Regions from separate parts of the Homo sapiens genome. Here region 2 is linked to region 1. A link is an interaction called in ENCODE POLR2A ChIA-PET data of the cell type or tissue named here. Cell type or tissue: CD4-positive, alpha-beta T cell. All regions are shown on one strand. Links, peaks and the distances in the headings refer to the core of each region. The heading gives the core; the rest is flanking DNA.

Region 1 (12,398 bases), core at 4,399-12,398:
TTGGTTGCTCATTTATAAGAGAGAACACGGTATTTTAAAGATACTGGTTCATTTTTTTTTCAATTGACAGATATCGTACAGAATTTTATACATTGAATGCAATCTTAATCAAAATTCTAGCAGGCTTTTAAAATGAAACCTGCAAGCCAATTCTAAAATTTACAAAGAAAATTATTTAGAATAACCAAAATAATCTTAACAAAGAAAAACAGGCTGGATGCGGTGGCTCACGCCTGTAATCCCAGCACTTTGGGAGGCCTAGGCGGGTGGATCATGAGGTCAGGAGATTGAGACCATCCTGGCTAACATGGTGAAACCCCGTCTCTACTAAAAATACAAAAAATTAGCCAGGCGTGATGGTGGGCTCCTGTAGTCCCAGCTACTCGGGAGGCTGAGGCAGGAGAATGGCATGAACCCGGGAGGCGGAGCTTGCAGAGAGCCAAGAAAGGCACCCACTGCACTCCAGCCTGAGCAACAGAGCGAGACTCCATCTCAAACAAAACAAAACAAAACAAAACAGAACAAAACAAGTTGGAGGTATTATGTTACCAAAATTCACAATTTATTATAAATATATACTAATCAAGAGAGTCTGATATTAGAATAAGGACAAACACATCAATGGAACAAAACAGAGTCCAGATAGACTTGTGTGTGTGTGTGTGTGTGTGTGTACATGCACACACGCACGTGCTCAATTCTCAACAAAGGAAAGAAAATTCTTTTCAACATATGGTGCTGGAAAAACTGGATATATGTATGAGGAAGTAAAAAACCCCTCAACCCTTTTCTCTCCATACCAAAAAAAAAAAAAAATTGTGATGGTTCATAGACTTAACTGTAAAACCTAGAACTGTAAAGCTTCTAAAAGAAAAAAAAAAAAGAGAGAAAATTTTTATAGCCTGGAGTAGGTAGGCAAAAATTTCTTGGACAGGACATAAAAAGACTATCCACAAAAGAAAAGAGATTGGTCAATCTGATTTAGCAAATCCTCAAAGGAAGTGATTTCTAGATTTTGTGACATCCTGATGCTCTGGGCATAGTATTCTTCCTAAAATGTAATGGGAGGACTTGGACACATGGCTTCAGTCTTTGTCTCATCAGCATTGAACACAGTTCTGTTTATATATAGTAGCATATGTAAAAGTGGACATTTTTATGATCCACGCCTCATTCTCTATCAAGAGAAATTTTCTGTTCATCCAAAGATACTATTACAAAAATTAATAAATAAGCCACAGAATGGTAGAAAATATTTGTAGAACATATATCTGACATAGTATTTGTATCTAGAGTATATAAAGATCTCCTACATATTAACAATAAAGAAAAGCTAACTTTAAAATAGGCAAAAGATCTGAACAGATGTTTTACAGAAGAAGATATACAAATGGCCAATAAACACATGAAAAACAGCTCAAATATTGTTAAGTCATTAGGGAAATGCAAATTTCAACCAAAATAAGATACTGCTTCACACTCACTACAGTGTGCAAACTAAAGACTTACAATACTAATTGTTGGGGGAAAATATGGCACAAAGGGCGCTGTACAAGTATTTGTCAATTCTCATCAAGTTAACCATATATCTACCATCTTACCCAGAAACTTTACTCCTAGGTTTTTTGTTTTTTGTTTTTTGAGGTGGCATCTTGCTCTATTACCACCCTGGAGCTGGAGTGCAGTGGCACGATCTCCGCTCACTGCAACCTCCGCTTCCGAGTTCAAGCAATTCTCCAGCCTCGCCCTCCTGAGTAGCTGGGATTTACAGGCACGCGCCACTGCGCCTGTCTAATTTTTGAATTTTTAGTAGAGACGGGGTTTCACCATGTTGGCCAGGCTGGTCTTGAACTCCTAACCTCAGGTGATCCACCTGCCTCGGCTGGGATTACAGGCATGAGCCATCATGCCTGGCTCACTCCTAGGTATTTACCAAACGGAAATAAAAGCCTATTTCTCAAAAAAAAAAAAAAAAAAGCCTGTACAAAAATATACATAGCAACCTTATTCATGAGGGCCCCAAACTAGAAACAACCCAAATATCCATCATTAGGAGAACAGAAAAGCAAATTGGGGTATATCTGTTAATGGAATACTATTCGGCAATAGAAAGCATGAGCTACTCATGCATGCCACAACTGTCTAAATCTCAAAAAGTTTTGTTGGCTAAAAATAAGAAAACAATCATTATATGCTTTGTGATTCCATTTATAAGAAATACAAGGATAAACCTAGCCTACAAAATAGACATCAGAAAGTGGTTGCCTCTGGGGTGCTTGACTAGAAAGGGACATGAGGAAACTTTCTGGGAGGATGGAAATGTTCGAAAGGTCATACAAATTCACGCAAATGGGTACAGCTGTCAAAACACACAGAAGGGAGGAAGGGAAGTCAGGAGGGAGGGAAGCAGGGAGGGAGGGAGCTGGCAGGCGGGCAGGCAGGCAGGCAGGCAAGACAAAACAAATGCCTTAGAATAACAAAATTTCAGACCTGCAAGAGTCATGCAATCACCTTGTAGTTCCTTCCCCTTTTATAACATCCCTGGCAGTGGGATGGTTAATCTTTCACCAAACACTCCCAGAGACTGGTAACATGGAAACTCATGAGAAAATCAGTTCCATGGCTGAGTTAGAGGGTGACTTTGATAATTATAAAGTCCTTTATTCTGAGCTAAAATTCTGCCTGCTCTCAACTTCTACCTTAGGTATTTCTTTTTCTTTCTTTTTTCCTCTTCTTTTTTTGAGACAGAGTTTCACTCTTGTTGCCCAGGCTGGAGTGCAGTGGCGCGATCTCAGCTCACTGCAACCTCCACCTCCCGGGTTCAAACAAGTCTCCTGCCTCAGCCTCCCAAGTAGCTGAAATTACAGGCACCCCTTAAGTATTTCTAGACCAACACAATATCAGTGTTCTTTCCTTCATAATTTTCCTCATATATCTCCTTGGTCTTCTCCTCTAGGTTAAAGATACTTAGATCCAAACTTTAGCAAACGCTCAAAGGAAGTGATTTCGAGATCTTGTGACATCCTGATGCTCTGGGCATAGTATTCTTCCTAAAAACGTGATGGGAGGACTTGGACACATAGCTTCAGTCTTTGTCTCATCAGCATTGAACACAGCTGAGTTTATATATAGTAGCATATGTAAAAGTGGGCTTTTTTTTCTTTTTGAGAGGGAGTCTTGCGCTCTGTCACTCAGGCTGGAGTGCAGTGGCACGATCTCGGCTCACTGCAAGCTCCGCCTCCCGGGTTCACGCCATTCTCCTGCCTCAGCCTCCCGAGTAATGGGACTACAGGCGCCCGCCACCACACCCGGCTAATTTTTTGTATTTTTAGTAGACACGGGTTTCACCGTGTTAGCCAAGATGGTCTCGATCTCCTGACCTCATGATCCGCCCGCCTTGGCCTTCCAAAGTGCTGGGATTACAGGCGTGAGCCACCACGCCTGGCCAAAAAGTGGGCATTTTTATGATCTGTGCCTCATTCTCTATCAAGACAGTCCACAGTAACAATCATGCTTTGTACTTGGCCTTGTAGTTGACTCTGAGCTTGGTACACTGTTCTCACGCAACCGAATACAATCAGTATTGCGTGATGCATCAACGCCACAATACATAATACAAAATTCAGGGCTAATAGCCTCTGTTACTATAAGAAAATCAAGTGCAAAATATTCCTTGTCTGACAAGAAATACAGTATGTCGGATGTTATATGTTAACTGGGTTTCTAGATAGATTTCTTTGTAAGTTTATAAATATTCATAATATGACTTAGAGGTAAATCAATAAATCTGTAGCAGATTAGATCAATGAAAACCAGTAGTCAACACTTGTAGGGATTAATGTTTTAATCTAGACCGAAAACGAAGTTTTTCATTTTGGTTGGTAAACCTCTCCTCTTTATTAGTTGTTGTTTCTAAACAACTCTATTTTTTTTTTTTTTTTTTGAGACATTACTTCGCTCTTGTTGCCCAGGCTGGAGTGCAGTGGTGTGATCTCGGCTCACTGCAACCTCCGCCTCCCAGGTTCAAGTGATTCTCATGCCTCAGCCTCCTGAGTAGCTGGGATTACAGATGCCTGCCACCACACCAGCTAATTTTTTATATTTTTAGTAGAGACAGGGTTTCATAATGTTGGCCAGGCTGGTCTCGAACTCCTGACCTCAGGTGATCCACTCACCTCTGTCTCCCAAAGTGCTGGGATTACAGGCGTGAGCCACCATGCCCGGCCTAAACAACTCTACTTTTTAAGTTATAAAAATTATTCAATAGCAGTTTATAAATGCGAGGGGAAAAAGTAAACATTATCCAAATACCCCAGTATAACAACAGTGTAATTCCCCCATGTGTTCACTACAATTTGACATAAACATATACATTTTTTCGGGCGTGGTGGCTCACGCCTGTAATCCCAGCACTTTGGGAGGCCGAGGTGGGCGGATCACCTGAGGTCGGGAGTTCAAAACCAGCCTGACCAACATGGAGAAATGCCATCTGTACTAAAAATACAAAATCAGCCGGGTGTGGTGGTGCATGCCTGTAATCCCACCTACTTAGGAGGCTGAGGCAGGAGAATTGCTTGAACCCAGGAGGCGGGGGTTACAGTGAGCCAACACAGTGCCATTGCACTCCAGCCTGGGCAACAAGAGCAAAACTCTGTCTCAAAAAAAAGAAAAAAAAAAAAAAAAACCATACATTTTCATTTAATTGCAATATATAAGCCTCCCCCATCTAATGATATCATTTGTATTTTTTCATGTAGCTACAAAGTCTTCAGTTATAATTTCTCATGGTTACAAAATATTCATTCCATAAAATAACCATTCCTTAAATAATAGCCCATTGTTGGATACTTAGAATGTTTCTATATTTCTAAATAATGAGTCTATAAATTCTTTCCTCCATTATCATTGGTTCTTTTTAATCATTTCCTTAACAAAGTGTGATTATGACTGCCTCATAAACTTTGAAACAGATTGCCAAATTACTTTTTAATAGACTTATACTGCCACTGTTGGTTTGATGGGATTCATTCCACTTGTCAGTTATGACCTCAGAAGATTTCCTAGGCCAGAGAGCCTTGGGGAATTCCCACTCTGCAGACCAGGCACTACCAAGGTGGGAATTTCCCTAACCACAGTCTATTAAGAGCAAATTAAATACAGGTTTCAGAGTATAGGTTGTGAAACAACCAGCTGACTAGTTCAGATTCCTGACTGTAGAGCCTCCAAAGAGAAACTGATACCCTGCTTCCTGGTCAGTACTTGCATTTGGTTTCACGAAGGAGCTTATATTTCAATCACATGTTAATCTGAGATATCGAGTGACATTCCAGCACAGAATGGACAAAATGGAACAACGTAAAGTATACCACAAAATGACAGCATCACAAGGATTAAGAAATATTATATGATGTCAAAATACCCGACTCCAATAATACTTCATCATTTTTCTACTCTCAATTACAGCCTCAATACATTCTATATATAGGGAGAGAGTTTGCTATATATTTTCAGATACATTTGGTGCCTTTTTATACTCATAACGGACTCATAATGGCAGTAGTAAAGTCATTATGTTATTATGCTTTTTGCTTATGTTCTTAATAATATTTGAAGACAAATGTTAAAAAAAATCTATAGTGAAGATAGAGTTTTTCTTGAGGGTATTAGTTTAATTCCCTCCGTTCCCTATAATTGATATCATACTCAAATTTATCAATGGAAACCAAAAATGGGGGGTGGTGGTGACCTCTGATAATACCGTACACTAGGAAAAGATACATTCCAGAGAACAGGGACACAAGGAAAAACCAATCTGTGACTTCTTAAAGGAAAGGTAATGCTTTGCCTATGGCATCCTATGGCAGGGAGCTGCAAGGAACTCCCGCAGATCAAAGTGGAGCCTCTGGGAACCACCCAGGCTTTGGGGACACAGGGAAAGCTCCTTTGCCTGGCAGAAATTCCCCTTGGCCACACTCGCTCACACCTTATACACAGCCAGATGGGCCAGGTTAGGCAAAAAACACAGGCTCCTTTCCGACTTCCTCTTGACCATAAACCATGGTCTCTCATCTAGGCTTAAAAATGTGTAACAGGAGTCTGGACGCAGTGGCTCAGGCCTGTAATCCCAGCACTTTGGGAGGCTGAGGTGGGCGGATCACCTGAGATCAGGAGTTGAAGACCAGCCTGACCAATCTGATGAAACCCCGTCTCTACTAAATATACAAAAATTACCTGGGCGTGGTGGTGGTTGTCTGTAATCCCAGCTACTCAGGAGGCTGAGACAGAAGAATCACTTGAACCTGGGAGGCAGAGGTTGCAGTGAGCTGAGATCGCGCCATTGCACTACGGCCTGGACAGCAAGAGCGAAACTCCGTCTCAAAAAAAAAAAAAGTGTAACACAGGGTCGGTGCGGTGGCTCATGCCTGTAATCCCAGCACTTTGGGAGGCTGTGGCAGGTGGATCACGAGGTCAGGAGTTTGAGACCAGCCTGGCCAACGTAGTGAAACCCTGTCTCTACTAAAAATACAAAAAAAAAAAAAAAATTAGCCAGGCATGGTGGTGGGCACCTGTAGTCCCAGCTACTCGGGAGGCTGAGGCAGGAGAATCACTTGAACCCGGGAGGTGGAGGTTGCAGTGAGCCGAGATCGCGCCATTGCACTCCAGCCTGGGCGACAGAGCGAGACTCCGTCTCAAAAAAAAAAAAAAAAAAAGAAGGGGGAGATATTTTAAATTAAAAGACATTAAAGAGGCAAAACAGTTAAACGCAATCTGTAATCTGATTGCTGGAGCACCCCCTCAAAAAAAAGTGACAAAACTTTATTGGGGCAATGGCAGCAATTTAAATAGAAACTCCATATTAGTCATTATTACCATATCAAAGTTAAGTTTCTTGGATATGCTAATGACACTGCAGTTATATAGGAAAACAACCTACACAGAAGAATATTAGGAGATAGATTAGGAACAGATGCCAAAGTATATAGAAGCATTACGAGACACCCTCACCTTACTTCAAACCATTCACAGGCTGGGCTCGGTGGTTCACAACTTGTAATCTCAGCACTTTGGGTGGTAGAGGCTGGTGGATCACTTGAGGTCAGGAGTTCGAGACCAGCCCGGCCAACATGGTGAAACCCTGTCTACTAAAAACACAAAAATTAGCCAGACATGGTGGTGCATGCCTGTAGTCCCAGTTACTTGGGAGGCTGAGGCAGGAGAATTGCTTGAACCTGGGAAGTGGAGGTTGCAGTGAGCGGAGATCATGCCATTGCACTCCAGCCTGGACATCACAGCAAGACTCCATCTCAAAAGAATTTAAAAATATTAAATAATAATAATTCGCTCTGGGGGGAAAAGGTACATAAATACACACACACACTCATGCAGCAACAAAAAAGCAAAACAAATGTGGCTAAACGTTAACAACTGGTGAATCTAGTAAATGAAGGGTGACCAGATATGCCTGAAGAATATACTGTTAACTTTTCTGTAGCTTTAGAAAAACCTTTAAAATAAAAAGATGAGGGAAAAAAAAAAGCCACAGACTTAGATTGGGTTACAGAAAAAGAGAGAGAGAAAAAAAAAAAGGAAACCATATTGCTATATAGATGGGAAGCATATGGCAGAGTAGGGTAACTAAAGTCCTAGATTTCACACTGGAGAAATAAAAAGGGAGCCTCAGGAGCCAAAATGCACCAGGAAGATCACAGACTGGGAGGAGCTTAGAAAAGCAACCCCTTAAAGTTGTTCATGAAGTCCTGGATTCTCCTTTGAGAAGTGCATACACGGAGCTGACCCCAAATAGTATACGTAGACATTGAGAGCTGAACTACAGGAGAGAAAACCACCCAACTCCCAGTCTGGTCACTGGCTACTGCACCTGTGGGACAGACCCAAACAGTACTGGAAAGACTTTGAAAACTTCTTCAATGGTAGTTGGAACCTGTGGCCTCAACTCAACCAGGGCAATTGCCTGCTAAAATAAAAAATATCAACATCTCTGTAGGATTTAAACCAACAGCCAGAGTCTCATAAAATAATAATCAAAATGTCCAGGATACAACGCAAAATTTTGCAGCATATGAACATCCGGAAAATTTCAAGTTGCATAAGAAACCTGGGAAAAGACAACAAGATGCCATTGCTAAGAAGCATAGTTGTTGGAGTTATCTGACAAAGACTTTAAAGCAGCTATAATAAAAATGCTGGGCCAGGCATTTTTGGGAGCTGAATCGTGATGATTGTTTGAGCCCAGGAGTTCAAGATCAGTCTGGACAACATAGTGAGAACCTGTCTCTACAAAAAATAAAAAATTAGCTGGGCATAGTGGCATGCATCTGTAGTTTCAGCTTCTCAGCAGGCTAAGAAAGGAGAATCACTTGAGCCCAGGAGGTTGAGGCTGCAGTGAGCTGTGACTGCACCACTACACTTCAGCCTGGATGACAGAGTGAGACCCTGTTTCAAAAATACAAAGTAAATAAAAATAAAAATGCTCCAAGAAGTAATGGTGAACACTCTTGAAATATAGTCTCAGCAAAGAAACAAAAAATATAGAGAAGAACCAAATGCAACTTTTGAAACTGAAAAACACAATAACCAAATTTGAAAACTCACTGGATGGGATCAATAGCAGAATGGACATGATACAGGAAAGAGGTGGTGAACTGGAAGATAGTTCCAATAAAAATGAATAGAGCCTCAAGGACCTATGGGATAATGGGAAAAAGTCAAACATTCATGCCACTGGAGTCTCAGAAGAGAGAAAAAAGAGTGTGGGCCAGAAAAAATACGTGAACAAATAATGGTTGAAAGTTTTCTAAATTTGGCAAAGAACATACACCTACATATTTGAGAAGCTCAGCAAACCCCAAACAAGATAAACACAAAGAAGTCCAGGCCACAACACATCATATCCAAATTGCTGAACACTAAAGACAAAGAAAAAAATAATTGAACACAACCAAAGAAAAACAACACATTGCTTTATAGGGGAACAAAAATTTCAAAGACTGGATTTCTCATCAAAAATCAGAGGCCAGAAGGAAGTATAGCACCAGTTTTAAAGTGCTGAAAGAAAAGAGCTATCAACACAAAATTCTATAACCAGCAAAACTATCCTTCAGCACCGAGGTGAAATAAAGATACTCTAGACGAAGAAGTACTAAGAAAATATGTTGTCAACAGATCTACTCTAAGAGAACAGCTAAAGGAAGTTCTTCAGACAGAAGAAAAACGATACCAGTAGGAAACCTGAAACGAAGGATGAACAGCAGAAATGGTAAACATTTGGATAAATATTCTCCAGCTGACTTCTCTGTTTGGTGGATGAAAACCAAACTCATACTGTCTGATCTTCAATGCACGTAAGTATAATACATAAGACAATTATATACCATAGAGCAGGGTAGGCAAATGGGCCTATAGGGTGTAAGGTTGATACACTCCATGTGAAAAGATTAGATACTGATTCTAAGTAGACTGTAAATTTTTAAGTATGTATATTGTCATCCCTAGTTACCACTAAAACAATCTATACAAAAAGCTACAGTAAATAACAAAATAGAAAAATAAAAAAGCGGTACTAAGAAGTTCATATATATGATACAATTTATATGACATTATCCCAAAGACAAAAGTTTAGTGACAGAGGACAGGTCAGTCAGTGGTTGTCAGGAGTTAGGAATGGGTGAGAGTATGGTCGGTTTACAAAAGAAACACAAGGAAGTTTCTGGAGCAATGGAATGGTTCTGGGTCCCATTTGTGTAGTGGCTAAACAAACCTACACATGTGTAAAAATTCACAGAACAACAAACACAGTCAATTTTGTTTTGTGTTAATTTAAGAATTAAAATTTAAAAATATACAAGAGAGATACAGGTAAAGGTAGAATCTAAGAGAACACAGTATGTAAAGAACAAGAGGAGGAAAAACAATAGAAGCAAAGCAAGTGGCAAAAACAAAAACAAAAACAAAACAAAGAAAAAACCCACACTGTTGTCACAGAGGGCAGCGCCGCAAGGAAGGGAGTGTGGAATTTGCCATGTCTACTGGATGGGCTACTGGGCAGTCAGTGTCAACCATGCTAAGCGCGGCTTTGGATGTGGGAGGGATGGGGAGAGAGAGCAAAGTGTCTGAATTGCAGGAATGTATACATGTCAAAGTGTGGGAATGGGAAAACAGCCAAGTCTGGACTAGTGTATTACCAAAAGCTCATATTATTTATTTATTTATTTAAATTCATTTTTTTTTTTGAGACTAAGTCTCACTCTATTGCCCAGGCTGGAGTGCAGTGACACCATCTTGGCTCACTGCAACCTCTGCCTCCCGGGTTCAAGTGATTCTCCCGAGTAGCTGGGATTACAGGCGCCCGCCACCATGCCCAGCTAACTTTTGACAGTTTAGTAGAGATGGGGTTTCACTATGTTGGCCATACTCGTCTTGAACTCCTGACCTCAAGTGATCAGCCTGCCTCAGCCTCCCAAAGTGCTGGGATTACAGGCGTGAGCCACCGCGCCTGGCCGAAAAGCTCATATTATTTAAAACCATAACAACAACTGCCAATATTTAGTAAAAATTGCCAGATGCTAAGCCATTGTTTCTCAATCTAGAGGCACAAACAGTTATAAAGTTTAAAAAAGTTTGGCCAGGCACAGTGGCTCATGCCTGTAATCCCAGCACTTTGGGAGGCCGAGGCAGGTGAATCACGAGGTCAGGAGTTTGAGACCAGCCTGGCCTGGCCTGGCCGACATGATGAAACCCCATCTCTACTAAAAATACAAAAAAATAGCTGGGCGTAGTGGCGGGCGCCGTAATCCCAACTACTCGGCAGGCTGAGGTAGGAGAATCACTTGAACCCGGGAGGCAGAGGTTGCAGTGAGCAGAGATTGCGCCACTGCACTCCAGCCCAGGTGAAAGAGCAAGACCCCGTCTCAAAAAAAAAAAAAGTTTAAACAAATTCTTCCACACCCCTCAGTATTGATGTTACTGTATTTATTTAATTAAATATAAATGTAAGTATATATTCATTATGTTTATAGCTCTTTATAGTGCTAAAACAAATATTCATATAAAAATGAAAACTACAAAACCCAAATTCTATTTAACCACAATAATTTAATGTTGAAGACAATGCGTGTTTTGGGAATCCTAAATTGTGCTTAAAACATGAATATGGCAGCTGGACGCAGTGGCTCATGCCTCTAATCCCAGCACTTTGGGAAGCTGAGGCGGGCACATCAATCACTTGAGGTAAGGAGTTCCAGACCAGACTGGCCACCATGGTAAAAATAAAAAAAATCAGCCAGGCACCTGTAATCCCATCTACTTGGGAGCCTGAGGCAAGAGAATCGCTTGAACCTGGGAGGCAGAGGTTGCAGTGAGCCCAGATCGCACCACTGCACTCCAGCCTGGGAGACGGAGCAAGACTGTCTCAAACAAAACAAAACAAAACAAAAAAATGCACAAATATGGTACAGGCTAAGGTATAGGTCCTTTGGGTTTGTCCTGCTGTTCTTTATGTCAACTGTGAAGGCATCCTTTATACGGTGCCTAGTGACAGGCTTTGGCCTTCTCTTGGAAGCAAATACTTCATTACATATTAAGTATACCTTCTTTTCTCAACAGCCAAAAATGACTAAGATCCAAGACAATTATACCCAGAAGTTCAAATGTGGGCTGGAATTGTATAGCCAGACACAATTAGTCCTCCCAGATGACCCAGAATATTCTTTTAATTTTAAAATATTATCATCAGCATAAAAACAAAACATGTAGAACAGCTCTAATTTGAGGACACAGTGCAAAAAGCCTTACATTACTTAGGCGTTAAACAACCCTACAATAGCTGCAATAAATAAAGACCTCATCAGTTTTCCTAGCCCCTCAATGAAAAGTTTACTTTAAAAAAATGTAAGCCACATCAAAACCTTTGCTTACTAAGGTAACAACAATAAGAAAAGAAAGAAAAGAAAAGTAACATTTTCCATTATTTTAGAAGACTGGAATCCTGATGATAATGTGCTCAGCTCTGAATGAAATAATTTACAGATTATCAACATGTGTTTCTTAGCAACCTGTGTGCATAAAAAGGTACAATATATTGTATGATTCCAATTATATGACATTCTGGAAAGGCAAAACTATAGAAAGGGTAAAATAATCAGTGGTTGCCAGGAGTTTGGGAGAAAGGGGGGAGTGATAAATAGGAGGAAGCATAGGAATTTGGGGGGGCGGGGTGGCAGTAAAAATACTCTATATGGGCCGGGCGCAGTGGCTCACGCCTGTAATCCCGCACTTTGGGAGGCTGAGGTGGGCGGGTCATCTGAGGTCAGCTGAGGTGGGCGGGTCATCTGAGGTCAGGAGTTCAAGACCAGCCTGGCCAACATGGTGAGACCCCGTCT
Region 2 (13,646 bases), core at 1,133-9,132, 79 kb after region 1:
GAGTGGACTAAATTCATTAATCGCCCTGGGAGATAAGTACTACTTCCAAGATGAAAGGCATTTTTGGCTCTTGAGAAGGCCCAACATTTACACATTTTAACACAGGCATGGAAATAAGCACTGGAGAGACATTTGCTAGCTCTTCAGAATCCATACAAACTGCAAAAACTCAGGAAGAGTGCTACAGATTTCTAGCCAGTTTCATCTTAACAGGTATAGTGATATTAAATCCCCAAATTCATTTCCAATATCAAAAGTGACATAGGCCTGTGTCCAATATGCCCTCTTCTCATCAAACTTGGCCTGGCAGGGTTACCAGGACAGTGGTGTGGCCAGGCAGCTCCATGAGAACCTGGGGAATCTCAATTCAACCAACCTTCACCAACCACCTCCGAAGCATGAGGCATTCTTATGACAATAACAATGCACACTTACTGAGCGTTTACTATACACTAGGTGGTGTGCTAAGTCCTTTACAGCCTTTTTTTCTTTTGAGATGAAGTCTGGCTCTTGTCCCCCAGGCTGGAGGGCAGTGGCGCGATCTTGGCTCACTGCAACCTCTACCTCCCAGGTTCAAGTGATTCTCCTGCCTTAGCCTCCTGAGTAGCTGGGATTACAGGTGCCTGTCACCACGCCCGGCTAATTTTTGTATTTTTAGTAGAGATGGGGTTACACCATGTTGGCCAGGCTGGTCTCGAACTCCTGATCTCAGGTGATCCACCCGCCTCAGCTTCCCAAAGTGCTGGGATTATAGGTGTGAGCCACCGTGCCCGGCCTTTTACATGCTTTTAACTCATTTGATCCTCACAACAAACTCTGTGAGGTGGGTTCTTATTTTTCCTACTTTATAAATGTGATAACTGAGGCGTACAGAAGTTAAGTAATTTGCCAAATCCTAGAGGCTTCCAGAGCTCTCTGTCTTAATCACTAAGGCTATGCTGTAGGGTCTGGAGGGTGAAAGCAGTACCCAGCTTCAGGACTGCAACAGTGTTGCAGAGGATCCAGTCTCCCCTGGGTTAAGGAACAGAATGAATATCCATCCACTCCCCTCCCTGACAACAATGACTGCAGAAAACAAGCTAGGAAGACCTCTCTCTTCCCCTTAAGGAGTGGGAAGCATGCTTGGTTAATTGAGAGAAGAGCATCCTGGAGAAAGGCTCGCTTTGGAAAAGGAAGAGGAAACAGGGAAGAAAAGAACACCATGAAGGTGACCAAACCATGGCTTCCATGCACTCTTGCTTCACCAAAGTGCAGGGGAAACCCTTTCCCCTGAAGAGGGCGTTGTGCTGCTTAATCCACTCTCCGGAGTGGCTCGGGGCATGGAAGAGAAGCAAGGAGCAACTCCAGGTGGCAGGGGACCAAGGTTGCCTGCTCTGACCCTCCCAGTTGTTCCAGGCACGTCCAGGGCCTTTTATCCAGCACAGCAACTACCATCTCCCACTATTTTTACAAATGTTAGTTTGAAATGGATCTTGAAGTAGTGGGAGCTATAGGACAGATTCCAGTTGTTTTCAAACAAGCTGTAACTGAGTAACAGTTTTTAATACAGAAGGTCCTAAAATATACAGCTGCCATAATAATACACATGTAACTCTAAAAGGCATAGGAGAAAAGACACAATATTACACATTTTAAATGTAACACAGCTATGGTTAGAAATAGCGTAGAAACAATATAGCGAGGTTTGTTTTATTTTGTTTTTGGTTTTTTTTGAGATGGAGTTTTGCTCTTGTCACCCAGGCTGGAGTGCAGTGGCACCATCTCGGCTCACTGCAACCTCTGCCTCACGGGTTCAAGCAATTCTCCTGCCTCAGCCTCCCAAGTAGCTGGGATTACAGGCGTGCACCACCGCACCCGGCTAATTTTTGTATTTTTAGTAAACACGGGGTTTCACCATGTTGGCCAGGCTGGTCTCAAACTCCTGACCTCAAGTGATCCAGCCGCCTCGACCTCCCAAAGTGCTGGGATTACAGGTGTGAGCCACTGCACCCAGCAATATAGTGGTTTTATCTCAAGGATTAATAAACATCTTACGAAAATGTTAGGAATGGGGTGATAACATCCAGAGACTTGTATTCTAGTTAACTCAGTCCCCATCCGACCCAGGTGATTTAATACTCCATACCTAACAATTTTCAAATGCTTAAAACTGGCAGATCAATATCCCACGTGTGGCAGGCACAGAGACGCACCACACAGTTCCTCTTTCAAGCAAGGCCTTTCTGCCTCAGCTGCTGGGAGTGCTCTTGGCAGACGGTCTTCAACTGCCAGCCTCTCAAGGGCATAGAGCTGCCCTGCCCAAGGACCCGGCCTTCCCAGGGTGTTCCCCATCCAATGACTGATCAAGGCTGGGGCATATAAGCCCAGCAATGTGAATTCAACGTGGGACAATCCTGAAGGCCATTTCGGCACCCGGGCTTCCCAGGGGGCTGTCGTCAAAGCCAGCCGCTCCCTCTGCTAATCCTGCTGCCCAGCTCCCTCCCACAAATGTTGATCCCATCAGTGCTCCTCATACGCATCCCGCATACAAAAGCCCCTCCGAGGCTGCTCCCCAGAGAATCCAACCCGTGCCTCAATGCCTCTATGGAGAAGAAAAAGAAATTCAATTTTCAAGGGAAGTGGTACAGGTTAAGCCAGATGGTTAGAAAAATTGCTTTCATTGTTATCTTGGGAATTTTCCTCCTCCAACAGATGGTTAAAGCTCAACCTAGGAGAAGGCTGGGCAGCTCAGCCAAGGTGGTCATTTGCGTGGTTCCAATCAGATAAAGGAGCACAGAAGAACTCTCAGGGAGGCACACTGAGCTACGTGGTCAGCCTCCAATCTCCTTTGAGCAAGGTGAGTGCTGTCCTGACCCACTTTAAAGCCAGCTCATTAGATATATTCCCATTCAAATCTAAGTCTAAGTTCATGTCTGTCTCTCATCAGTCTGTTTCATCTCTCTCTCTCATACACACACACACACACACACATCTACCCCTAAAGATGTTCCATGTCTCTTTCTCTTCCTTTCCATAGAAAACTGAGGCCTGATTACAGTGGTATTAGTCAGTTACATGTTCATAAGTGATAAAAGATTAAGAAGAAATAGGATCACCTTATTAATGTACATCCCAAGTCGTTGCTTCAAGGACAAACTCTCCGTGAGCCCATCCTAAATATATCTCCCATAAACACAACCAGTTCTTCTTCCTAAAGCTCTCTGTCCATTTCTGGCAAGAAAAAAGTACCAGAGAAAATCCTGTTTATAAAACAAAGCAAAACAAAAAATGGCTACTCTTGGGCTCTTTGATTGGCTGACAAAAGAAAATGGTAAAATGAGTCTTCACCTTATCGTCACCCCTAGAGATGGCCAAGTTTGGAATGAGTTTAGCAACATGAATCCTACACGAGCTAGGAGTGAATCCAGAAGCAGAGAGGAGGGTCACTCTTGGACACAGGACCTCAAATTATCCTGTTCAAATGACCCAAGGGAGTACAGAAACACCTTGGAGGGTCTCCTAAATTCACCTGTTCATAGATACAAAACGCTTATCACTGAAACATACTCTAAACCACTAGCTGTTAATTCCTCAGGACATAATAAATTTTTTTTAATTGTGCTTGTGGATTTCAAACTAACCAAATTGGTTGACAGAACTGTTCTACCTTTGATGTCAATTCAGTTCCCCAACTACTGTTTGAAATGGTTAAAATAAAAACAACAACAAAAATAATAAAGAGTCCTTATCACTGCATTCAAAATGCTTTCTCAAAGATTTCACCCTCCTGGCAGGACTGTCTAGATGGAAAGAGAATGTCGTGTCTCTTCCCAGAATAAACCGTTGAGACCACATTACCTTCCAGTTCAAGCTCCTTTAAGGATTTGAAATTACTTGAAACAACTACTCAGCAGCTTCAGTCTCTTTCTTACGCTGTCTTTCCCTGCTCAAGCACTTGGTTCTAATCAGACCACTTCCTTCCTGCTGCTTTGGTTTTTATTACCAAAGTTCTTCAGTCCTTTTCACCACCCCATATGCTAAACAATTTCCACTTTGAGAAGCACATTCTCAGAGAACTCTGAGGATAAGCCAAGCTCAGCTAAAGATCTTCAATAATGAATGAAACTGTGAAGAGCTACAATTTGTCTTAAGCGGCTTTCACCTTCTTTCTGTATCTTTTTCCTTCTAAAGAGCATGCATCTACTTTTCTCAGGAATTAAGCATTCTCATTCTTTCATTGATTCTCCAAACAGGAAAAGTAACATGATAAATAAGTCATATTTGGTGTAGGCCTCTATGCAGAAAAAGCTAACACAGCAGGCCTAACTGCTTTTTTCTTTTTTCTTTTTTTGAGACAGAGTCTCACTCTGTCTCCCAGGCTGGAGTGCAGTGGCACAATCTCGGCTCACTGCAAGCTCCGCCTCCCAGGTTCACACCATTCTCCTGCCTCAGCCTCCTGAGTAGCTGGGACTACAGGTGCCCGCCACCATGCCTGGCTAATTTTTTGTATTTTTTTTTTTTAGTAGAGATGGGGTTTCACTGTGTTAGCCAGGATGGTCTCAATCTCCTGACCTCGTGATCCACCTGCCTCGGCCTCCCAAAGTGCTGGGATTACAGGCGTGAGCCACTGCATCCTGCTTTTTTTTTTTTTTTTTTTTTTTGACAGAGTCTTACTCTGTCACCTAGGCTGGAATGCAGTGGCGTGATCTTGGCTCACTGCAACCTCCGCCTCCCGGGGCGTGAGCCACCGCACCCTGCTTTTTTTTTTTTTTTTTTTTGAGACAGTCTCACTCTGTCGCCTAGGCTGGAATGCAGTGGCATGATCTTGGCTCACTGCAACCTCCGCCTCCCGGGTTCAAGCAATTCTCCTGCCTCAGCTTCCCGAGTAGCTGGGATTACAGGCGCCCGCCATCACACCCAGCTAATTTTTATATTTTTTATTAGAGACAGGGTTTCACTATCTTGGCCAGGCTGGTCTCGAACTCCTGACCTCATGATCCACCTACCTCGGCCTCCCAAAGTGCTGGGATTACAGGCATGAGCCACCGCGCCCGGCCCTAACTGCTTTTCTTAACAAGGCACTGCTGCCAAGGTTGGCCCTTCCCTGGCTGGCATCCTGGAGCTTGGATTTTGGGAAGGACCCGCCATTAACTGGTAAGAGTGGCAATCTGTGCCTAAGCTGTATCAATGCTCTGTTTCATTAACACCTGGTTTCCTTCTGGGAGTCTGGGATGTGGGTACATGCCAGACAGGGTGCCTATGTGACCAAGACCCTCAAAAAACCCCGGGCACTGAGTCTCTAATGAGCCTTCCTGGTTGGTAATATGTCGCACGTGCTGTCACAACTCATCGTTGGGGTAATTCTGTGCACCCTGTGGGATTCCACTGGGAGAGGATGCTTGGAATCTTGCACCTGGTTTCCCCAGCACTTCAACCAGGAGCCTTTTCCCTTTGCTGATTTTGCTTTGTATCCTTTTGCTATGATAAATCATAATCATGAGGATAACTACAGTCCATTCCCGCTATTCACAGTAATTATGTTCCATAAAGTCACCATGAACACTGAATTAGCAAATACTCAACTGATGTTCCTGAGGGAGACATGTACCTCTATCTGTACATACCCCACACAGATCATAATATTAAATCCTAAAAACAACTCATCCTGGTAGATTCCTTTTTTTTTTTTTTTTCAAAAGAAAAAACAAAGTTCTGAAGTGTTACATAACTTGCCTGAGGCTGCTCCACTAAGAGGAGCCAGAGGTGGGATTTAAGCCTGTCTGTCTGGCCCCAGAGCCAGAGTGTCCACTGGTCATCCCTCTCTGAGGCCGAAACAAAAGGCAGGGCATCACCTTGTTCAACCTCGGCTGGGAATGTGCTTGTGGGGTGAGTCAAACCTTTTGCCACTTTATCCACGTCCATGAGTAAATGCGAGAGTACTGCTAGTATTCACTTGGGGGTTTTAAGTACATTTTAGTGGGTAGGTGAGTATAAGCTGAATCCTTTGAGTCCTCCTAGCAAACCACTAAACCTGGAGGTTGTCTTGGGGACCCCCACCGTAGCCTCCAAGGAGAGACCAAGATTCCCCTTCCTGCAGAGGCACTGAGGAGGAGAAACAGTATGACTAGGGCCAAAGTGGCAAGAGGTAGAGCTTCCAGAGCAACCTGCTCTTTGCATCTGTGATTACTTTGGCTGTTCCTTTGAGGTTCTCTTTGGCCTCTCTTTTTGGCTTGCTTTTTTGAAGTCCCTTCTCCAATTCAGCTGCTACAGCTGGATGGGCCTGTGGTAGCCTCCCTCTTGGAGGTCAAATAGGAACAGCGGTGAATGAAGTTCAGGGGAAAGGAAGCCGGGTGAGTCACCCAGGCCAGCTGTCCCAGGGCCTGAGGAGAGATGGCCTTTTCCTTGACAAGTGTTTCCACAGCTTTTCCTTGGAAAACCCTCATCCCTTTCTAGTTAGATGGCTTCTCAGCCTGGCTGCGTGGCCAGGGTCAAGACCAGTATATGGGCCTAGAAGAAAAAAGTCAGGGAGGAACTAGGGCAGAAGCAGCAAAAGGTCCTTGTGACTCAAAGCTGGCCAAACCCATCACCAGAGCTAAAGCTAGCAGCAAAGTCATAGGACAAACACCATGCATGTGTCTCAGGATCTTTTTTTCTTTTTTTTTTTTTGAGATGGAGTTTTGCTCTTGTCACCCAGGCTGGAGTGCGGTGGCACAATCTCAGCTCACTGCAACCTCTGCCTCAGCATCCTGAGTAGCTGGGACTACAGGTGCCCACCACCACACCTGGCTAATTTTTGTATTTTTTTAGTAGAGACGGGGTTTCACCATGTTGGCCAGGCTGGTCTCGAACTCCTGACCTCCAGTGATCTGCCCGTCTTGGCCTCCCAAAGTGCTGGGATTACAGGCATGAGCCACCGTGCCCAGCCATGTCTCAGGATCTTTTCTGCACAGTTAGCAGATTCAAAGACTCTGGTTTCCTTGCTGTAATATAATAAAAATATAGTCATCCCTTGGTATCTTGCGGGATTGGTTCCAGGACCACCCCTTCCATATACAAAATCCATGGATGCTCAAGTCCCATATATAAAATGGTGTAGCATTTACATATAACCTACACACATCCTCCCGTATAACTTTAAGTCATCTCTAGATTACTCATAATCCCTAATACAATGGAAATGCTATGTAATAGATGTTACGCTATATGGTTTAGAGAATCGTGACAAGAAAAAAGTCTGCACATGTTCAGTGCAGATTCAACCATCCATTTTTAAAAAAAAAATTTGATTCTCAGTTGGTTGGATTCATGGATGCGGAACCCACAGATACAGAGGGCCAAGTATACATATGTTTGGTCTTTACCCCAGGTTCCTGGCACAGAGCTTCAAAAACCTTTGGAATTTCCTGAGTGCTAGACGTGTCTTTTGTTATTCATGATGAGTCTTTTTGGACTCCTGCTAATTTCTTTGGGGAAATTCATCTATGAACACATCAGATAATAACTCACGGTAGGCTCTTAGACAATTTCAAAGAAAGGGCTAGCCATACCAATGGCTAGAGGGCTGGAACTTTCAGGCCAACTCCCAACCCCCAGGGAGGGGAGGGAGGCTGGAGATCAAGGTCAGTCAAGTGGCTGATGATGTCATCGATCGTGCCTATGTAAAGAAGTCTCCATAAAAACCCTTGAACAAGGTTCAGGGAGCTGCTGGATTGGTGAACACATCAGTGTGCTGGGGCAGGAGTTGGGGGACAAGGAGAGGGTGATACATGGAGAGGGTGATACATGGAGAGGGCATGGGAGCTCTGTACCACCACCCCAACCTCTATACCTTGCCCTATATACTGTGCCTTTTCCATTTGACTGTCCCCGAGTTGGATCCTTTTAATAAAACTGTAATAGTAAGTATAGTGCTTTCCTGAGTTCAGTGAGTCATTCTAGTAAGTTATCAAATCCTGAAGGGGGGTCATGGGAACCCCTCAGTTTTTTTCTTTCTTTTTGAGATGGAGTCTCACTCTGTCACCCAGACTGGAGTGCAATGGCGCAATCTTGGCTCACTGCAACCTCCGCCTCCCGGGTTCAAGTGATTCTCCTGCCTCAGCCTCCCAAGTAGCTGGGACTACAGGTGCCACTAACTGGGTAGCCAACAATTCAATTCTGACATTACCCAGAGTTAGCATCAGACTCCACAGGTTTAAGGGCTTGATCCCACAAGACTGTTCTAACTTCAGATACCAGCCATTAGTCCTGGGGTATCCCCAAGTACTTTAGTCCAACTGGCTATAAAGCGAAGGGTTCCCAGCCAGGCACAGTGGCTCACGCCTGTAATCCCAGCACTTTGGGAGGCTGAAGCGGGCAGATCATGAGGTCAGGAGATCGAGACCATCCTGGCTAACAGGGTGAAACCCTGTCTCTACTAAAAATACAAAAAATTAGCTGGGCGTGGTGGTGCATGCCAGTAATCCCAGCTACTCGGGAGGCTGAGGCAGGAGAATCGCTTGAATCCAGGAGGCAGAGGTTGCAGTGAGCTGATATCATGCCACTGCACTCCAGCCTGGGCGACAGAGCAAGACTCTGTAGCAAAAAACAAAAACAAACAAAAAAAACTTGTTTTACTGAAGCCTCCAGAACACCAGCTGTTTCAGCAAAATGATTTCTATAGATACTATGACCTGGTAAAAAAATGCAAAAGAGAGAGACTTTGAGCTCCAAACAGTAGAGAAAGCACACATGGTTGCCTCCTTCATTCCAAAGAGCACAATGAAATGGCAGTCAAGCTATTTTTGAAAGAATAAATCCATGGTGGCACTGAAGACACGAAGAAGCGTTATCAATGAAGACATCATTTTGGAGATTCTCTTCAAGAATAGAGTTGGGACTGTATTGACCAATAAACCAAAACTGGGGGTGGGGAATGGGTGAAATACAGCTGGAAATACATCAGGCTGCAGATAAGAAGCTCTTTCTTTTTGACAGAACCCTGGAGAGGCTCCAAGCTTAGAGTCAATGGCTATTGGCAGCCACAGAATGGCCTACAAAGAAGTGGTTATAAGGCAGGAATCAGGGCATCTGAGTGGAGAGCTGTCTACAGAACAGCTGAGCCAGTCTGCCCACAGCCCTGCCCTGTGTAGACTGCAGTCTGCAGTACTTGCCCCCAGCTGGAACCCCCGGAACAGCCTTCTCTGGAGAGGAAAGTTTGCCTGGGAGTGCGCATGGTGTTGGTGTCCAGGCTAGAGAATGAGTCAAAGAAGAGCCTCTAGGATAGACACAGGGGTAAAAAGAAATAAAACATATAAAAGATGTCACCCCAAGATTGGAGTTCTCCTTATGTTATTAGTTTTGTTATAGCAAATGGTCCTGAATCGGCTTGTGCCCTCTTTTACCTAACCATATATCCTAGAAAGAAACCTGCCGACTGGCATATCTTGCCCATTTACACAGAGTACACATCACAGCCTGTCTTCCCACTCAAGAAAGAAGCCTTTCGGGTAAATAAACTTGCCTAAAGGGCCGCCCGTGGTGGCTCACGCCTGTCATCCCAGCACTTCGGGAGGTCAAGGTCGGCGGATCACGAGGTCAGGAGTTCGAGACCAGCCTGACCAACATGGTGAAACCCCATCTCTACTAAAAATACAAAAATCAGCTGGGTATGGTGGCACATGCTTGTAATCCCAACTACTCAGGAGGCTGAGACAGAAGAATCGTTTGAAGCCGGGGGGCGGAGGTTGCAGTGAGGCGAGATCGTGCCACTGCACTCCAGCATGGGCGACAGAGCGAGACTCCGTCTCAGAAAACAAAACAAAACGAAACCTACCCAAATACAAAGAAAGCCTATTGCAGCTACCTATACAAATCAATATGGTCCTTCATTCATAAATATGAAGAATCAATGAAGAATTAGCAGACGTGAGGAAAAGCCCATAGCATGTGTATTAGTTTGTAAAGGTTGCCATAACAAAGTACTACAGACTAGGGAGCTTAAATAACATTAACTTTCTCACAATTCTTGAGGCTAGAAGTCCAAGGTATAGATGTGAGCGGAAGTTGTTTCTTCTTTTCTTTTTTTTTTCTTTTTTTTTTGAGATAGAGTCTCGTTCTGTCACTCAGGCTGGATTGCAGTGGCACAATCTCGGCTCACTGCAACCTCCACCTCCCGGGTTCAAGCTATTCTCCTGGCTCAGCCTCCCAAGTAGCTGGGATTAGAGGCACATGCCACCACACCCAGCTAATTTTTATATTTTTAGTAGAGATGGGGTTTCACCATGCTGGCTAGGCTGGTCTTGAACTCCTGACCTCAGGTGACCCGCCTGCCTCGGCCTCCCAAAGTGCTGGGATTACAGGTGTGAGCCACCGCACCCAGCCAGAGGTCATTTCTTCTGAGGCCTCTTTCCTTGGCTTGTCTTCTCCGTGTCCTCACGTGGCCTGCCCTCTGCATGTGTCTGTGTCCCACGTGCCTCTTTTTCTTTTTTTTGTGAGACAGGGTCTCACTCTGTTGCCCAGGCTGGAGCACAGTGGTGCAATCATGGCTTACTGCAGTCTTGACCTCCCGGGCTCAAGTGATCTTCCGACCTCAGCCTCCTGAGTAGCTGGTACTACAGGTGTACACCACCACATTAGGCTAATTTTTTTATTATTATTATTATTTCTTGTAGAGATGGGGTCTCCCTGTATTTCCCAGGCTGGTCTCAAACTCCTGGGCCTAAGTAATCCACCTACCTCGACTTCTCAAAGTGCTAGGATTACAGGCACAAGGCACCGTGCCCAGCTTCAGGTTCCTCTGCTTAAAAGGATACCAGGCATATTGGATTAGGGCCCACCACAGTGGCCCCATTTAAACCTAATTATCTCTGAAGACCCTATCTCTAAATAAAGTCACAATCTGAAGTAGTAGGGGGTTAGTACTTCAACATTTGAATTTGGGGGGTGACATATAATTCAGCCCATAGCAGCATAAAAGAGAAAGACTAAGATGAATAAACCAAAACTTACCTAGAGAAGAAACAGAAATAACAAAAGGAGCAAAAACACTCACCATTTTTTAAAGTTCTAACTAGTGCCATTCAAAGGATTAAAAAGTTTACAACCTTATATACACACTTGTGTGGAAAAAAAAAGCAATCATGAACATTAAAACCTCTTGGTGTTTAAAACTATCATTCTCAAAATTTTAAAAATCAGTGAGAAGAGCTGAGTAATAAAATGGATACAGCAATTGTAACAGCAGTCAGTAAAACATGTTGGTAAATGTAAATAAAATACTGACTACAGAAATAAAAGGGGGCTTCGGTTGAAAACAAAACAGAAGATGAAGAGTTTAAAGGGAAGTTTAAGAATTCTAAACTTGATTTATTCCAAGATATTTATTTGCTTTAGACTTTGTTAGAAAAATGTAAACTTAGGTATGCATGTTAAATATGTGGGGGTGGCTGTGGCCCAAGGTGGGTGGCCTGAGTATCCCATTCTTGGGTGGGGAAGGGGGAAATTTTCCCATAAAGCTGTCATTTCCCAGCTTCTAGCTTTATTTGGAAAGCCCACTTTCAGCTGCCTGCAATGCGTAGGCCCTATAACCTCAACTCCCATATCCACACGGGTGTGGAAATGCAGGTCCCTAAGCTACATATGTGGTTTGGTTATCTCTGAGGGCCATGAGGCTTCACTCACTCACTGGTGTAGGTAAGTTTCTTCATTTCTGGCACCTGGAGAACTCCCTTTGTTGCTTTCAAGCTCAGCTAAGAATATGAGAACAGTTTTTTTTATTTTGTTGAGACGGAGTCTAGCTCTGTCGCCCAGGCTGGAGTGCAGTGGTGCAATCTCGCCTCACTACAACCTCTGCTTCCCGGGTTCAAGTGATTCTCCTACCTCAGCCTCCTGAGTAGCTGGGATTACAGGCGTGCACCATCACACCCAGCTAATTTTTGTATTTTTAGTAGAGACGGGGTTTCGCCATGTTGGCCAGGCTGGTCTCGAACTCCTGACCTCAGGTGATCTGCCCTCCTTGGCCTCCCAAAGTGCTGGGATTACAGGCTCCAGCCACTGCGCCCAGCCCTGAAATGCTATTTGAAGGCCGACTTACGGTCTTTTGTATACATGCAAAGGAGAAACGGTATACATTAGCATGGAGCCCTAGTCCTGTCCCAAATTACTATTAGCATAAATGTTTCCTGACTGAGACTATTGATTGTGACTAAAAAAACAAAGTCCTTCCTAGAAAAATATAAATACCTTATAGTTTTCAGGGCCTGTGAGGTTTTCACACTGTGAAGCCCTCTGCGTCCTGTCTCATGACCCCTCCACAACTTCATCTGGGTACATGATTCTTGTCACTTGCTGTTTTCCAGCCACATTATACATTTATGCAGAAATATAAAGCCTTTTGATTTCTCCAGCTTGCAAAGTTCTCTGTAGCCTCTGAGATCTCACAGGAGATATCCCCGTTTTCCCTGCGACTCTTCACTGGCCACCTCCTCATCAGCTCCCTTCGGCCCATTCCTGAAGCTGCAGCAGCTGCCTCCTCACCATCCCTTCCACAGCCTCCTGTCCTTTTCCTTGACAGTACTTATTAAAATCTGATAAAATACCTTATTTTGAGATGTATTTGTTGAATGTCTCCCTCCCGACACTAGAGTGTAGGAATGATAAAGGAAGGGACTTTTAGTTGTTATTGCTGTTTTTCACTATCTAGGGGACCAGTCACACATGCAGCTGGTACTTGGTAAACACCTGTTGAATGGATAAACACCCCCTTGCCAATATGGCTATTTCTTCTCCCCAAAAGTGGCTAAACTCTCTCAGTTTAGATATGCTATTGGCTGTGGGACAATGAAAAAATATATATACTTAATATATAGTATACCATATATAGGCCAGGCGCGGTGGCTCACTCCTGCAATCCCAGCCCTTTGGGAGGCTGAGGTGGGTGGATCACCTGAGGTCAGGAGTTTGAGATCAGCCTGGCCAACATGGCGAAAACCCATCTCTACTAAAAATACAAAAATTAGCTGGGCATGGTGGCACATGCCTGTGATCCCAGCTACTTGGGAGTCTGAGGTAGGAGAATCGCTTGAACCCAGGAAGCAGAGGTTGCAGTGAGCTGAGATCGTGCCACTGCACTCCAGCCTGGGAATACATGTTATAGATAAAGTATGCATAATATACATGTATTATATATATAAATATATATTAAGTATATATTCATGTATTTTAAATTTAAGTATAGATGTATTTTATAAATTATATATAATATATATAAATTATATGCATGGGAGAATTTTATGTCTCCCTGATTTTCAGTAAATTATATAGACAAAATTACAGAATCCATAAGTAGCAAATTAAGTAATTTTACATTGAAACCACTGACTCTACTTTATAGCATAGGGTGATGGTCACACCGACACCACAAGCCCTAACCCCCGCCTCCTGCCAGCTCTCCTGGCCCCCTCCTGCCAGCTCTCCTGGCCCCCTCCTGCCCATGCTCTCTAGACCCTGGGTACACTGACTGACTGGCCTTCTCTCAAGGTTCTCAACCATGTTACGCTCCTTTGCGTAAAGGCCCTTTGCCTATGCCCTTCCCTCTGTTTGCAAGGGTCTTCCCTTTGCTTTTCATACAGGTAACTGCTGTTTATCCTTTTCAATCTGTTCAAATATCATTTTCCCAGGAAAGGCTTTTC

The links. ChIA-PET counts read pairs that join two places held together with the same protein. Peaks named below come from ENCODE experiments on the same cell type or tissue, not always from the same donor. Only the 100,000 strongest peaks of a DNase experiment are listed, where the experiment ranks them.
Region 2: POLR2A ChIA-PET joins it to region 1 with 5 read pairs; 2 of 35 experiments call an interaction of 5 or more read pairs at or near these places.

Annotation. Positions count from the first base shown.
Region 1 is chr17:9,384,146-9,396,543 of GRCh38, forward strand. All of the region lies in intron 6 of STX8 (syntaxin 8), which reads right to left. Among named protein-coding and RNA genes, the nearest start is that of STX8, 190 kb to the right of the region's middle. In CD4-positive, alpha-beta T cell, for the core only: no CTCF peak of the experiment used is centred there; a DNase peak (open chromatin) is centred at 5,096.
Region 2 is chr17:9,466,415-9,480,060 of GRCh38, forward strand. All of the region lies in intron 6 of STX8 (syntaxin 8), which reads right to left. Among named protein-coding and RNA genes, the nearest start is that of STX8, 100 kb to the right of the region's middle. RefSeq lists an enhancer at 7,576-8,077. In CD4-positive, alpha-beta T cell, for the core only: no CTCF peak of the experiment used is centred there; no DNase peak of the experiment used is centred there; H3K27ac peaks cover 2,635 bases.